2 separate regions of the Homo sapiens genome follow, and region 2 is linked to region 1. The links are chromatin loops, found by intact Hi-C in ENCODE. Cell type or tissue: Calu3. All regions are shown on one strand.

The links. Hi-C counts contacts between places; a loop is a spot of excess contacts. Peaks named below come from ENCODE experiments on the same cell type or tissue, not always from the same donor. Only the 100,000 strongest peaks of a DNase experiment are listed, where the experiment ranks them.
Region 2: it touches region 1 in a loop (2.5-fold over the local background); 1 of 110 quality-filtered maps calls a loop at or near these places.

The regions. Positions count from the first base shown.
Region 1 is chr7:31,723,715-31,726,214 of GRCh38, forward strand. It overlaps a transcript of PDE1C not described here. Among named protein-coding and RNA genes, the nearest start is that of PPP1R17, 38 kb to the left of the region's middle. In Calu3, no CTCF peak of the experiment used is centred here; a DNase peak (open chromatin) is centred at 1,167.
Region 2 is chr7:31,671,526-31,674,025 of GRCh38, forward strand. It overlaps a transcript of PDE1C not described here. Among named protein-coding and RNA genes, the nearest start is that of PPP1R17, 14 kb to the right of the region's middle. In Calu3, no CTCF peak of the experiment used is centred here; no DNase peak of the experiment used is centred here.

The DNA.
Region 1 (2,500 bases):
AATGGTTATAAAGTAAGAAATTATTCATATCGGATAATAGGGCTGGGAGAAAAAGGAACACAAAAATTAAGACACTTTTCTTTAGTTAATTCTCGTCTACAGCATCCTGGCCTCTCTGGCTGTGTCTCTCCGCTCCTGACCCCCAAATACATACACGCAAATCCACATATGAAGCAAGCTCCTACCACCCTCAGTCTCTCTGAGCATTTCTTACTGCCTTTGCATCATTTTATTAGATTCTTCCACTCCTTCTTACTTCTATATCATCTCAGGGTCAGGGTCAGGAAAAGAAGCTAAAACCCCACGCTAGCTTGCGATCTATTTATTTTTTATGTCTGAACTCAATGGTACAGATAGAAACAACTTTATATCTGCCCTACCTCTGCTGTCAAATATATTCTGCCTCAGTGCTGTTATCCTGGCAACCATCCTTTGTTCTTTGGTGTCTTTGTGGCTGAATGCAGGGCTGATTAAGGTAAGGCAAGTGAGGTGTCTATGGTGCAAAATGGAAGGAGGTGCCCATGCTTAGGGGCATGGAAGTGCCAGCCTTGTCTGACTGCCATTTTCTGCTCTCCTGAAATTTTAGTGTCTTCCTACCCATCACCTTGCACAACCTTTTGCCCTATCTATGTCCCCTCACCTCTTGATGACAACTTGGAAAGATGCTATGGCTCTCCAAGCACTTCTACTTACAAGAAAAGTCTCAATGTGGTCATTAAGACTGACTTTCAGGCATTAAAATATTTATCCAATATCATCCGAAATTCTGATCTGACAGCCAATCCAAAGCATCTCCCACCTGCTGTCAACCTTATGGGGGAAGGGCATTGATCGTTCTTTCCCGATTCTTGCTCATTCTTTCCTTAGCCCAGTGCCCCACAGCCCAGGCTCTGATTCTTCATAGAAATTATAACTAGAAGTTTCTAGTAGGAAAGACTGAGAAACCTGCTAAAGTGTCTTATGACAGGAAATAGCAGCTCTAAATATCTGCCCCATCCAGAGAGCACAATATCCTCTTCAAAACTTTTTTCTTTTCCCAACAGCTTTCTCCAAAATACCTTTCCTCTTGGCCTCTGGACTTTACTCTTTGATAGACATATAAGGTGGGCTGTGCGCTAAGGGTTGCAAAACTGTTTTGGGACCGCCCTTTCTGAAAGTCTTATATCGGTGAATTAGCACTCTGGAATGCAGGGGTATGTGCCAAGTATTGTTTTTGCTTTCTTTGTGGAGCCTCAGCCCATACAGAGACAGGAAAATACCATTTAAAAATCCTATGCCATGGGCTACTATATATAAAACACAGGGCATATGGTAAGCATTTAAGGGTTCCCTTCATTCCTTTGGACCTAGCACAGACTTGTCTGGGAAAAGTGTAAGCCTTGCCACCCTCATCTCCCACTTGTGTTGCACAGCAACACCCGCCACCTTGCCACCCGCATCTCCCACTTGTGTTGCACAGCATCCATCTCTCCAGGACCACAGGGGTCTCTGTGGCCTGCACAAAGATGATCCTGATGGCCATCGGGAGGTACTGGTAGGTATGAAGGGAGCTCTCTCTACATTGCTGCTTTCGTCAGCCACAATACAGGCAAACAACAGTGGCCTTGGCCCTAAAAATGAGTCCTCACAACATGATTTATTGCAATTTCTGGTAAAAGACCATCAAAAGGATGAGACCCAACCAACTTTTTTGGCATGAAAAACTTGTGGCAGCTAAATGGGGCATTTCTTACCAAAAGGAGAGCTACAACTGAGAACTTCCTGAGCTCACCCCAAACATAGACCCTGGGATGGTGATGTTTGTCTACCAAATTATGAAATGCTAGCAGATCACTTTGTCCATTTGGTTCTAAGGACTGTCCATCAGGAGTGAGGGAACACTCATCAACAATCTTTGAATGTTGAAGTAAAAAGGGATTGGATTGTTATCAGTGCCAGGTTCCTAGTGTGATAAGGTACTATAGCTATGCAAGATGTTACCACTGGGGGAAACTGGGTGAAGGGTATATGGGATTTTCTCATATTACTTCTTACAGCTGCTTATGTATCCACAATTATCTCAAAATTAAAGTTTTTTAAAAAGGATGGGAGATAATCAAGTTTAATGCCTTCTATTTTTTGGTTTGTTTGTTCTTACTAGATTTAGAGTTATATCTAACTACCCTTTACAGGTTACTTTTTCTTACAGAAGCAAAGTCTGTTTTAAAAAAGAGAGAGAGAAAAATCCCAAAAAATAGGAAGAAAAACAAAAGTAGAACAAATTATGCTTACTTCTACTTCATGAATTTGATGATGGTATACATTTTGGTGTATTTGTTTTCACGTGACTTTTACAGAGTTAAAAATAATACTCTTTTTGTTTGTCTTTTATAGAAATAGGGTCTCACTCCATTGCCTTGGCTGGCGTCCACTGGAATGATCATAGCTGACTGTAGCCTCAAACTCTTGGACCCAAGCATTTCTCCCGCTTTAATCTCCCAAGAAGTTAGGACTGCAGGTG
Region 2 (2,500 bases), 52 kb before region 1:
TAGGTCCACTAGCTCTCAGCTGTCAGTCACCTGCTATGCACGACCCACCCCACCACACCCCTCCAAACTGGGTACACTGGAATGTCTGGCTATCTTCTACACTATGCTCAGGCTAGGGGGAGTCATGGGACCCTGTCTCAGGCCCTCTCCACCTAAGTCCACCATGCTGGCATTCCTGCTGTGCCCACTCCACATAGCCACAAGACACTTTGCTAGATGGTCAACCAGTATCTCATATGGAAAGCAACCTATAAATTCCCTGAGCTCTGGGATTGTCAAATCTCTCAGGGAAATCCCAGAGATCTAATAGAACACCGGAACCAGGGCACAAAGCCCACAATAAAATGAGATTAATTTTTCCTCCTCTCTCACCTAGCTTTTCCTGCCCATAGCCCCACAAGGTCTTTTGTACTTGTGTGATGGAAATGTCCCTTCTGGCATAACTTCTATTCTTTCAGGCTTCGATGATTGATTCCTGATTTGTGAAAACCCCATTTGGGAATTTTCTAGAAAAGTATTATTTTTCTTTCCTAAAGCCCTGTTTTTATGATTTTTGTCTTGATAGGGACTTTAAAATGCTCAAAGCTGAACTGTGACTTTTTTGTTCTCAGCACTGTCCATCTTCCCCTTTCCTGGAGCAAAAAGTCTCAGACTCTCGGCCAAGTCTGAATGTCAGAAAAACTGCTTGGCAAGACGGATGGAAGTACACTTCACCAAAAAGAGAAAATACATCATATGATTTTTCAAAACGTTATTATGGATGTTGTTTCATGGCTGTATTATATTCTTATAAATTGTGTTCCTATCCTGCTAATTCCCCATATTGATATATAGATAACTTCTCCTGTTACTAAAATATCACCTCTCAATATACACATAAAAGAAAACTTCACCAACAACAACCTTACTCCATACCCTCTCCATAGTAAGTCATTATCATTTATTTAAATCTTTGCTAATCTGATCAATTTGTTTTGCATTTATCTGAATGGTAATGAGGTTATACATTTTTGACCTTCTCTGATTTCTTTTTTTTCTTTTTCCTTTTTTATTTTTTAATTGTATATTCAAATTATTTGCCTATTTTTCTATTAAGTACATTTTGGGGAGTGTAGAAATAAATAAAGACCATTCAAATGAAAAGAAGCTGAGACCATCCATTCAGAGCTTGCCATAGCAAGTCCATCAGCCATCATCACTCCTCTTTGTCAGAGACTCAAGGGCAGTAAACGGAATGGGAAAGCTTTATAGTGAGGGTGATATGGTTTGGCTCTGTGTCCCCACCCAAATCTCATCTCAAATTATAATTCCCATGTGTCGATGGAGAGACCTGGTGGGAAGCAACTGGATCATAGGGGAGCATTTTCCCCTTGCTGTTCTTGTGATACTGAGTGAGTTTTTATGATATCTGGTTGTTTGATAAGTGTCTTGTGCCTCCCCCTTCTTCCTTTCTCCTGCTTCCCTGTGAACAAAGTGCCTGCTTTCCCTTTGCCTTGCACCATGAATGTAAGTTTCCTGAGGCCTCCTCTGCCACATGGAACTGTGAGTCAACTAAACCTCTTTCCTTCCTAAATTATCCAGTCTCAGGTATTTCTTTATAGCAGTGTGAAAATGGACTAATACAGTGGGGAAAAAAAGAAGCTTTCAGGTATGCCCTAATTGGAAACTGTTGGCATAGGGAAGCTGGAGGCTGACTAACTACAAGGAGGGGATTTTATATGATTTATAGATGAAGATTCTGTTTGATTTATGAAGTTGAAAGTGTAATTAGAGAAGCTGACAGGACCAAGTCCTTACCATTTGGGCCAAGTTCAATTGTTGCAGAAGTTGAGGGTCAGAATTCTTTTTATATGTGGTCTGGCCATTGTCTGTTTCTATTTTCAGTCTCTTAGAAGGGGAAAGATGTGTGTGTCTCTCTCTCTTTAATATTTAAGATATTAAGTATAGATTAAGGGGATTCTATATTTGTTATGTACATTGCAAACTGATCCTAAGTTTTAAATTTTTCTCATGTGTTTTAAAATTTTATAGAAACTATCATTTTTATGACCTCTATTTCTTTTTTACATTCAAAGATTTAAAATATTCACCTATATTTTCTTGTGGTAATTTTATGGTGCTACTTTTTTCTTTACATTGCCTATTTTAACCTATCTGGAATTTATGCTGGTATAAGGTAGAAACTAGTTTTTTTTTTTTTAATCCAAATTGATATTCAGTTGTCTCAACATCACTGATTGGTAAACATATTCATTCCCTAGCAAGGGATTTTCCAGTAAGAGTTTTGATTTTGATGAAATTATAATATCAGAGCGTGAATTTTAATTAAACTCTAAACTGATAAAATGCCTTTCAGATCCTTAAATGATCGGAGTCCAACTGGGGAAGGGCAGGTAGTAAACATCATCATGGGTAGCGAAAAGAAAATTCAGAAAAACTTGCTGGGGCATGCATTTCATTCACAAAAGCTTACTATGTGTGTATTTTTTTGTCTTAAATG